Regions from separate parts of the Homo sapiens genome. Here region 1 is linked to region 2. A link is an interaction called in ENCODE POLR2A ChIA-PET data of the cell type or tissue named here. Cell type or tissue: Panc1. All regions are shown on one strand. Links, peaks and the distances in the headings refer to the core of each region. The heading gives the core; the rest is flanking DNA.

What was found. Peaks named below come from ENCODE experiments on the same cell type or tissue, not always from the same donor. Only the 100,000 strongest peaks of a DNase experiment are listed, where the experiment ranks them.
Region 1: POLR2A ChIA-PET joins it to region 2 with 12 read pairs; 1 of 35 experiments calls an interaction of 5 or more read pairs at or near these places.

Annotation. Positions count from the first base shown.
Region 1 is chr10:4,501,737-4,507,740 of GRCh38, reverse strand. No RefSeq gene overlaps it. Among named protein-coding and RNA genes, the nearest start is that of LINC00703, 120 kb to the right of the region's middle. In Panc1, for the core only: no CTCF peak of the experiment used is centred there; no DNase peak of the experiment used is centred there; H3K27ac peaks cover 1,872 bases.
Region 2 is chr10:4,417,916-4,423,919 of GRCh38, reverse strand. No RefSeq gene overlaps it. Among named protein-coding and RNA genes, the nearest start is that of LINC00703, 37 kb to the right of the region's middle. In Panc1, for the core only: no CTCF peak of the experiment used is centred there; no DNase peak of the experiment used is centred there; H3K27ac peaks cover 334 bases.

The sequences.
Region 1 (6,004 bases), core at 672-5,671, 84 kb before region 2:
TAAACAAAACAAGAAAATCACATGAATGGTTTAGAACAGGATTTGTCACCCTCAGCACCATTGACACTGTGGGCAGGATCATTCTTTGTTGAGGGGGGGCTATCTTGTGCATTAGAGGATATTTAACAGCATCCCGGGCCTCCCCCAACCAGATGCCTGTAACAAGCCCTCACCCATCATGAAAGTCAAAAAGTCTCCAGGCATTGCTAAATGTACCCTGTAGGGGCAAAATCAGCCTCAGTTGAGACCCACTGGTTTAGAATCAGTATCTTTTCGTAAAGCAATGGTATTCAGAAAAGGCATTTTCATATGGAGCTACTTGAACAACCTGGTATTAAATGGTATCTAAAATAATTTATTACAACACTAACTACAATAAGAGCTCCCCTATTTTGGGCACTCACAATACACAAGACAGTATCTTGATTTCTGCACATTCATAATCTAATTTCACCCCTAAACGACACTGAATACCTCTATGAGGCTTGCATAAACCTAGGCATAATGCACAAATACATTTAGAGTCTCCATTTCTGTCGCCTCATGGTCACACTGGTATTCACTGACATAGCCTCAACTTTCCTCACACTATTCAGCATCAATTGTTTCATTTTTAAATGCTTTTAACTACTGATTTATATTAGAGTGGATAGTCATTAAAACAGTTACCCGAAATTTCCTTCCTTAAAAATAATCCTGCTGTTTTATTTTTCTGTATCCTTAGTGTTGGGCAACATATTTTTGTTTGTTTGTTTGTTTGTTTTTGAGACAAAGTCTCACTGTGTTGCCCAGGTTGGAGTGTAGTGCCATGATCTTGGCTCACTGCAACCTCTGCCTCCCGGGTTCAAGTGATTCTCCTGCCTCGGCCTTCTGAGTAGCTGGGATTACAGGCACCCGCCACCACGCCTGGCTAATATTTGTAATTTTAGTAGAGACAGGATTTCATCATGTTGATCAGGCTGGTCTTGAACTCCTGACCTCAGGTGATCCACCTGCCTCAGCCTCCCAAAGTGCTGGGATTACAGGCATGAGCCACTGCACCCAGCCTGGGCAACACACTTAGTTGATTCTCTTTTCAGTGTTCTACAGCGATCATATTAAGTTGTATATTTAAAAGTATCCTGGCCATGTAAACTGTCACTTTGGGAAGCAAACCAACTATGAGGGTTGCCTTGGTCTATGGAATCATTAGTAGAAAGATACTTCTTCATTACACAAGTTTTCTTCTTCACTGATGAAAACTGAATTTTAGAATTCATTGTAGGATTGTCGAACAGAGAAATGCACAATGTATACAATTCCTGTTTTATATGTCATGTGGCTCATTCTACATGCAAGAAAATATATTTTTATTTTCATAGGAAACAATCACATTTATCTAAAATAATTCCTCCAGAACTGAGTCACATTCCAAAAAAAAAAAAAATTCTGTGAGTGACTTGTCCAGCCAAGAGCAGGAAACTCATAATTCACTGTCAAGCCACTGATACACTAGTGGAAGCTGAAATTAAAACTGTGTCTGAAGACAGATTGACACTCAAGGCCAAGTCTCTACCACCGCCTGCAATTGATGATAGAATTTAGCTGGACAGGCTCATCTGGACATGTTGAAAAATTATTTCATATCCTGAACTCAAATGATTAATAAGTATTTTATTCCTCTCAATAAATCACAGACATATTGAAGATATATGAACAGGCTTTTCTATGTCCAAAGTGCATCAATAAAGAATTTTCTACATGTTAAGAAAAAAGTGGCTCACAAGTTGTAAATGTTAAACATGCTACTGAATTCCTAAAGGAAGATACAAGAGCTGTCCTCTCCATCAAAGCTACTGGGCTTCCTTGTGTTCTAATAATCATGATAATTAGGACCTATTTCCACTGTATTCTGCTTATCCGCCTTCTCAGTCACTGTCTAGAAAGACATAAAACTTTTGAATAAACAATAAATATTTTCAACCGTGGGTTTAATGGACCAATTAAAACTGTACCCAAAGCCAGTAATATACACCGCAGTTTCTGGCCTTACATTTTACAAGGAAGAATAAAGAATACCATAGACATATTTCTGCTTTGAGTGTGACACACACTGAACAGGGTCGCACTATTCATTTCCCAAAGTAACCTCAAATGAAGGACTTGATAATATAACAAACAATATTAAACAAGAAAGTTATTTAAAAAAACAGACTTCACAAGAGATTATGGATGTTCCTATAAGCCCACAGACGTTCCTCTGCACAAACACAATTTGTAATGATTATTGGTCAATAATTCTATATTAAATTGAAGAAGAAATATTTAATAACGTGTAATAGATTGCATATTTTAAGTCTTCTATATATCTAATATTTTGCTGAACACTTAGAGATAAGACAGTCATAATATCTCATCACTCATGGGATCTTCATTTGTCTTAATAGATACCAAAATATTGGATTTTTTACCATCCTCTAACATAAAATAGATAAGACAAAGGATAAAACCTAGTCATCATTAAATGTATTGAAACAATAGTGTGAAGATAGTTTTGCAAAAGTTCTGTCATGTATTCATTCAATAAAAACCATTGCAAAGCCTCTAAAACTATCTATGTACTGCTTGCTGTGCCTGTCACTAGGTTTAGAATGTTAAAGAAATCATACAAGTTCTCCTTTGCTCTCATGGATTATCTACTCTACATTGAGAAGACAAACTTGCGTATATACACAAGTGTGCAGGATGATCAGTGTGTGGCATCGTGATAGTGCAGACCGAGTCTCAGCTGGGTATCGCTTGGCAGCTGTTTTACGTAGCACAGGTAAGAGACAAGAGCTGTTAGATTTTGCATTCGCTAAACACAAACACAAAACCTGGTGGGATGCAAACTAAAAATCAAAAATTGCCTGCCAATCCTGCATCCCACTACAATTTAAAAATAAAACACTGGCTAGACTGGCACACAGTAATGAAGATAAGTTATCAACAGAGGTCTGCATTTGTTGGCCAACTGCTTGGGCCACGTCCTCTCCATTGTAATTAGTCTCACCAGAAGCACATAAAAATGGGCCTGTCCTTTGGCCTTCCCCTAAGGCACATTACCAGACCTGGGAGGTGCCATCTAAGAGAAAATGAGTTCACAGGTCAAATGACCATAGTGCCGGGGTTACAACCATGACCAAATGACAACAAATGAAGCAACGTATAACACGTAAGCCTGAATTGTTGTAATTGACAAGAATTTTAAAATTAAAACAAAATCTTTAAAAGGATAAAGGAGGATTTTTTAAATCTGAAAAATAAAGAAGAAATAATAAACCATCAAATAGAACTATTAAGTATAATGTGTAGTATTTGAAATGAAATAAACAAATGCTGGAAAAAAAGTAAGATGAGCACAGCTGAAGAATGATGGAGTTGAAAGATTCAACTGAGGAATCCTCGGATAAAACAGCAGAAAAGGGTAAATATTGACATGTAGAAACATCCACATCTGGATAACAGGAGTCCTATAAAACAAGAAAAACTGAAAGAGAAGAGGGAGTATTTAAAGGAACCATGATGAAAGTGTTTATCTTTTACAGCAATGGTGTTCAAACTTGAAACAAGGTGTCCACATCACCTAGAGGCAGTTGGGACTGCCAGACCCAGAGATTCTCACTCAGTGGATCTGATGTGGGGAACAAGACTGCGATTACAACAAAGCTGAAGATTCTAGAGACCAACTTTGAAAACCACCGTTTCAAAGAAAAAAGAAAGTCATTTTATTAAATGCTGTACAGAGAATTGAAAAGAAACTGCTCATGTACACTTTCTAATAAAGTGAGGAATAGGTGCTGCAAGGTTCATTTAAAGGCATTCGAAGATACAGAGCAGATTGCCTGCAAAGGGAAAAGTCATACTGATACCACTAGATGCAAGAAAACAATTAACTAATATTTAAAAATTAACATAGAAGGAAAATGTAAAATTTTGAATCTATAGTATTTTAGCTAACCAAATTGTTACGTAAAATAAAGCCAGAGCACTTATGTTCTCAGCCATACCTTTGAAATATCACTTTTTAAAATCAATTTGAGAAACACTTTCAAAGACATTTTCAAATAAAAGGAAAAATAAATTCATAAGAATTTAGCCAAAAAATACAGAAAATAAGATTAATTAAATTTATTAAAATCTATCTTTTTGTCTAAAGAAGAGGTAGATTAAAAAATGTGTTCACAACACCTGCAATAGTTAAATTTATGTCAGCTTGATTGGGCTTTGGTGCCCAGTTGTTTGGATAAACACTAGACTAGATATTGCTGTGAAGGTTTTTGTTTTTGTTTTTTAAATGGGATTAACATTTACAATCAGTAGGCAAAGTAAAGCAAATTAGCCTTCATAATGTAGTTGTGGCTTACGAAGTCAGTTTAAGGCCTTAAGAGTAAGAATTGAGGTTTCCGAAAGGAGGAATTCTGTCTCAAGATTGCATCATAGAAAGCCTGTCTGAGTTTCCAGCCTGCCTGGCCTGCCCTGCAGTATTTAGGACTCAAGAAGGCAACATCAACTCTTGCCTAAATTTCCAGCCTACCAAGCTATAGACTTCAAACATGTGTGTCCCTGCAATCTAGTGAGCCAATACCCTTAAACAAATGGCAAATCTCTATCATCTATCTATCTATCTATCTATCTATCTATCTATCTATCTATCTATCTATCTATCATCTATCTATCTGCCTGCTTACCTGCCTACCTATGTGAAGCGACCTAACAATTCAGAAGGAGCTAGAAAAAGAAACCTAGGTATAGCCACGTGGTGTGGGATTATGTGTGTGTGGATGAAATAAATTTGACATGAGAACACACTAGTGTATTTGTAATGAAGGAAAAATATACATAACAATATATCTACAAAATTCTAAGGATATTTAAGCCTCAATAGAATTTTTATGTTAAAGGTAAACAACTTAAGAATAAAAATAGGTCCTATGACTTTTAAACTAAAGGAAAAAGATGTATCCAATACAAAGTTGAAAAGAAGACAAAAATAAGAAAGAATATCCAATGCAAAACATAAAGTAGTGAGAAACATATGTCTCAATATAACAACAAAAAATCAGATTTGATTTTTAAAATCCACCAATATTTGACATAATAGAAGCAAACAAATAACACTGAAAGCTAAAGAACAAAAAATATTATATATTGGTAAAAAAATAGAGCTAAAGACATAAACACTTTAAACATCAATACATATACCAATATTTACAAGACCTGAGAGACTTATAGAAAAAGGCAGAAAAACAACAAATCTAATTTATGATACTCCTCCTTTAAAAGCTTATAGATTAAGAAGATAAAAATAAATAAGCAAAAATGTAGAATATATACATAACATAATTTATAAGCTTAAACTATTGTGTCTGTATAAATAGGCATATATGTAAAATTCTACAGGTCACAAATAAAAAAATGTTTCTGGACATTTATAAAAATTAGTCATGTAATAACCACAAAGCAACTTTCCAAAAAACTCCAGTAAGTCAGTAACATCACTCAGTTTTAAATAAAACAGTAGCTTAAACATTTTTAAATGACTCAAAAAATAATGTTATTAAATTACCATTGGAATCAAAGGAAATCAAAAGAAAAATTATAGCATATTTAATATGGACTAATAATTAAACACTATGTGTCCAAATATAAGTGAAAGTAGAAGTAAAGTTAAGCTGATACCTCTAAATGTATTTTATCGGGACTCAAAAACTCATCTTTTCAGAAAAAGAGCAGATATATCAATAAATGAAGCAAATAGTGGAATAAGAGAAATAACATCAAAAACAAAATTGAAAACAATGAAAATAAAATAATACAACAATATATTTAACACAGCAATTACATAGATAAACATTTTAATATATGTAGATAAAAATTGTTTAGGAAGACATTGAAGCTTGCTTAAACTAATAAAAGTATAAATGCATTGATATGCTAATCAAAACATTACTTTTCCCCAAAGCCTCAGAATCCCACGTTACTT
Region 2 (6,004 bases), core at 704-5,703:
ACCAAAATGGTTGCAATCACAGATCATCATTTCTTAAAGCCTTGCTAGTTATTTCTCCTATATTTCTTTCTCTCCATGAAATTTTTGCAGGGGCAGAGGGAATAATTAAAAATAAATACTCATGACAATATGCCATTAATAATATTAACAAATTGTATTGACTTTTTACTGCAAAATATACTAAATGTTTTATATGTACTGTCTTATTTAATTTTCACATCTCCTAAGGATTGGCACTACAATTACCTTTATTTTATGAAAGAGAAACTGAGTCTTAGAGATGAAGAACTTTCAAGGACCAGCCACGTAGAAGACTGTGGCACAGGGAAAGAAAGCAGAAACTTCCATTCTACCACCCATGCTTGCTGCAGTAAGTGCTTTCAGTGAGAGAGATCTACCCTGATGCGATCTCAAATCAGATATACTTCCATTTTCTAAATGTTCAACTGCATCTTCTGATTCAGCTGTTTCATAAAATATTAGTATTACAGTTTTTTAAATTTCCACATGGAAATTTTATTTCAAAATATCACAATTCATTTAAAATTCAGAATTCTTTCTGAAGCTGAAAGTGTTTCATTTAATTATAGCTTATTTTGAGTTATGAAGCCTGTATGGCTCCTATACATCCTTGTTCTAATTTTTTGGTGTTTTTTTTTTTTTTTTTCCTCACTTTGTCACCCAGGCTGGAGTGCGGTGGCGTGATCTCAGCTCACTACAACCTCCACTTCCTGGATTCAAGCAATTCTCCTGCCTCAGCCTCCCAAGTAGCTGGGATTACAAATGCCCACTGCTATGCCTGGCTAATTTTTGCATTTTTTTTGTAGAGATGGGGTTTCACCATGTTGGCCAGACTGGTCTCCACCTCCTGACCTCAAGTGATCTGCCCCCTTCGGCCTCCCGAAGTGCTGGAATTACAGGTGTGAGCCACGGTGCCTGGCCAGCTCTAGTTTTCTGAAAACTATTTTCAGGTTTCCATATCCTGGCCCTCCTCTCCATCAAAAAGCCTGAGGTCAATAATAAATAATGCCAATACATTGCTGAGAGAAGTAATCACAGAGCTGATTAAAGTATATTCATTTATCCACGTTTTTCCAATTTTTAATCAACTTTTTTGGCATATAATTTTAAGAAAAATAAAAGGCACCCATTTAAAAAATGTAGTTAATGAGGCCAGGGGCAGTGTCTCATGCTTGTAATCCCAGCACTTTGGGAGGCGGAGGCGCACAGATCACAAGGTCAGGAGATCGAGACCACCCTGACCAACATGGTGAAACCCCATCTCTACTAAAAAAACAAAAATTAGCTGGGTGTGGTGGCGCACGCCTGTAGTCCCAGCTACTCGGGAGGCTGAGGCAGGAGAATCACTTGAACCAGGGAAGTGGAGGTTGCAGTGAGCAGAGATCGCACCACTGCACTCCAGCCTGGCAACAGAGAGAGACTCTATCTCAAAAAAAAGAAAAAATAGTAGTTAATGAGTATTGTTTCTTCTTAAATAGACTTTATTTGCTAGAGCAGTTTTAGGTTTATAGAATAATTACACAGGAAGTAAAATTAATTTCCATATAATTCCGCCCACCCACATGCACCACAGTCTAGCTTGTATCAATTGTCTTCTGTAATGGACCATGCCTTTGTATCTAAAAAGTCATCACCAGATCCAAGGTCGCCTATATTTTCACCTCTGCTATCTTATCAAAGTTGTGTGATTATTTTTGTCTGTTTCACATTTAGTCCTGTGGCTCTTTTCAGTTATTTTATTTGAAAAGTTTAAAGTCTGTGTCTGGATTCATTTTATTGTTGTTCCAGCCACATTTATAGAAAAAACTCTTTGCTCCACTGAATTGCCTTCGGTCTTTGATGAAAGACTAGTTGAGTGTATATGTTTGAGTCTATTTCAGGGATCTCTATTATGTTCCATTGATCTATTTGCCCATTATTTTGTGAATATCACACTTTCTAGATCACTGCAGCTTTGTAGTAAGTTCTGGGTCATGTGGTTTGTGTCCTCCAGGGTCGCTGCTCAGTACTGTGTGGGTTATGCTGGGTCCTTTGCCTTTCCATATGAACTTTAGAATCAATTTTTCTATGTTAAAAAATAATTTCCTGTGATTTTGATAGAGATTGTGGTGAATCAATACATCAAGTTGGGGAAAATCAACATCTTAATAATATTGAGACTTCCTATCCATATTGTGGAATATCTCTCCATTTATTTGGATCTTGGATTTCTCTTACTAGAGTTGTGTCATTTTCTCATATAAATCTTGTACATACTTGTTAGATTAATTCTTACATATTCAATTTTTGTCTGCTGATATAAATGTTATTGTCATGGAATTCAAATTTCCAATTTTTCAGAGCTAGTATATGGGAAAGCAATTGACTTTTATATATTATCCTGTATCCTGCAACAATCTTGTTATAATTCCTTTCATGCTCCAATAGTATTTTGATGGATTTAGGGTTATTTTCTTATAGACAATCATATCACATAATACCATCTCTGCATAAGGGTAGTTTAATTTCTTCTTTCTTTCTCTGTATAATTTTTATTTCCTTCTATTGCCTTACTACATTAGCCAAGACTACCAGTATGATGTTTAATTAGAGTGTTCAGAGGGGAAATTCCTGCCTTGGTCTCAATCTTAGGCAGATGGTATCAACTTTCTCACCATTAAGCATGACATGTAATGTAAGTTTTTTGGAGATGTTCATTTTATTGGAAAAGTTCCTCTCTATTCTTAGTTTGTTGAGCATTTTAATCATGAATAAGTGTTGGATTTTGTCAAATCTGTTCTTTCATCAATTGATGTGATAATATGATATTGCTTCTGTAGTCTGTGAAATGATGGATTATGCTAATTGATTTTCAAATGTGGAAATAGTCTGGCACACCTGGAATAAATCCCACTTCAGTGTGGAGTATAATTCTTTTTATATGTTATTAAATTGAGTTTTTGAACTTATTTGTGATGGTTTGCGCATCTATATTTATTAAAAATGTTGGTTTATCATTTTAATTTTTTATAATGTTTTTCTCTGGTTTTTGTGTTCGATAATGCGGTTGTTATAGAACAAGTTAAGAACTATTCTCTCTCTGGTACAGATAGAAGTTCATTAAAAAAAATAAAACTCTTCTCTGTTTCTATTTTCTGGAAAAGATTGTAGAGAATTAGCAAAATTTCTTCCATAAAAAAAATTTGGTAGAATTCACCATATGGCTGGTACTTTCTGTTTTGGAAGGTTATTAATTATTGATATAATTTCATTATTCAATATTTTCCCATTCAGATTGTCTATTTCTCTTTGTGTGTTTCTGTGGCTTGTGTTTCTAGTAATTTGTCCATTTCAGCTAAGTTGTCAAAGTTTTCGACATAGTTTTCATAAAATTGTTTATTATCATTTTAATGTCTTTGGGATCAGTGGTGATGGTCCCTTTTACATGTCAGATATTAGCTCTTTTTGCCTTCTCTCTCCCTCTTTTTTTTTTGTTTGTTTGTTTTTTTTTTTTGGCTAGCCTCACTAAAGGTAAAGAAGCTACAAGGAGTGAATTTTATTATCCTACCAAAGAACCAGCTTCTAGTTTTGTTGATTTTCTCTATTAATTTTCTTTATAAAATTTTATTACTTTTGGCCCTAAATTTTATTGTTTATTTTTCCTCTCTTGCTTTGTATTTAATTGCCTCTCCTATTTCTATTTTTCTAAGAAAAGTTTAGATTATTGTTTTTTGGATCTTTATCTTTTTTTCCTCACATCTGCATTCTACACTATAATTTCTCTCTAAGGACTACTTTTGCTATTTACTGTATTTTCATTTAATTCAGAATATTTTAGCTTTCTCTTGGGAATCTTTCTTTGATCCATGTGTTACTTAGAAGTATGTTTTTTAATCTCTAGGTATTTTGGAATTTTCTAGCTATCTTTCTGTTATTCATGTCTAGTTCAATTTCATTGTAGTTTGAAAGCATTCTTTGTATGAATTACATTCTTTTAACTTTTTAAGTCCTGTTTTATAGCCCAGAAACTGGACTACCTTGGTGAGTGTTGCATGGGATCTTAAGAAGAATGTGTATTCTGCTGTTGTTGAATGAAGTAGTCTATAGACGTCAATTATATCCGGTTAATATTTGGTGCTGTTGAGTTAAGCTATGTCCTTACTGATTTTCTGGCTCTTAAATCTGTTTCTGACTGTGGAAGTTGCAGTCTTCTACTATGACAGTAGATTCATCTATTTATCTTTGCATTGCTGTCAGTTTTTGCCTCACGCATTTTTAAGTTTTCTTGTTTAAACAAATGCACATTAAGAATTGTGTCTTTTTGGAGAGTTGAACCCTTTATTGTTAAATAGTGTTCCTTTTTATCCCTGGTAATTTTGTTTGCTGTGAAATCTGCTTTGTCTAAACATTGATTCATTTTTTTAAAATTAGTTCACACACACGTTTATTGAAATAGTTCTAACCTCTGCACAGAGACCCTTGCCAAAGCTCCTGGACAGGACAATTGATTCCACCAGGTAGGGCGGCAGGAACTAAAACAAAAAGGAGCTGGATGTAAGGTATTTGGAGTGACAAATAGGTAGACTGGTAAAATCAGAAGTTATGATTACATGTCTTCAATTGCATACCTTAAGCAGAAACCTTTTATGGTACTATTATAGACACTTAAGTGCCTCTCTGTCCCCATACCTGTAAAGGGATAAAATAAAGGAATCACCTCCAAACTTTGGGCATATTCCTGTAAGAAAGAAAAGAAGTATGAGAAAAAGTGTAACTGACGCTATTATATATCCTCCATATCATGATTCATTTTATTTTTCCACAAAAAAAGTCAAGTAAAAATAATGTTTCTCAAATTGTTTTGGTCATTGATATTATGTGTGTATTATGTATGAAAAAAAAATTTTAAAAATTTGAAGCCACTTTAGAACCAATGAAGTAACCTGGGAACCATTGTCAGAACTGGCTTTATTTTTTAATTGAAAAGGATACAAATCTAAATTTGCATACATTTCAAATTTACATTTGCCATTGGCATATTATTTATAAAAATTTGGAAACTTCTGAATTATTCCTAATGAATAAGTAATTGATTTCGTAAAATATATACTTTACTTAAGTAAAATTAGTCTAAATTGGTTGTGTGAATAGTTCCTTTCTAAAGAAAATGCTGATCATTTTTAGTTTACTAATGTTAAGGGTAAATATTTGAAACTGAAGGAAAACATTGTCAAATTATCAGACATAAATAAATATTTAAAAGAAAAATTTGCTTTGAATTTACATTTCATGATTAAAGTGAAATGTTGAAAAATAATTAAAATGTTCATAAAATAATACATTTTATGGGCAAAATAAATCATACTCTTCCACCACCCTGTCACTATTTACTAAAAAATAGACCATTTTATCTTTAAGATACTTAAGCTCATTTCTTGAAGGATACTAGGAGGAGACTTTTGTTCAACTCTCTGCAGGAAGCTTCTGGTGATGAGGAGGTCCTCTTCTAGTACAGTGCAGGAGAGAGAAGTAGACAGAATGGAATTCCTTGATGTTAATATAATATAAAAGACCCAAAAGGTCATCTAGTAGCCAGATGCTTTATATAAACTTGAAATAGGCGGTTACTATATGCCTGTTTTTCAATCCTGGACCACTTTATTTACCTATGCAAACATGACTTTAATTAGAAAGATTTTGACCCGATTCATGTAAAGCTCACCTCAGAAACACCTGGAATTTAGAAAGACAAGATCCTACAAATTGCCATGTGCAGAATCATTATTTGTATTACCAAGGAATTTGTGCACTTCATTTTTATGAGAGGATTTAATTATGTTCAGCTATAGAAAAGCTTAGAAGAAGCTCTTTATTAAAAACAAGATTAATACATGAACTAAAATGTTCATTCTAAAAATTCAAAGCACAAAACTTTTAAATTGATGTAATAAGGCTGACATCCAAAGAAAAAAATAACATTATACATATTAAAAGGATGATAAAA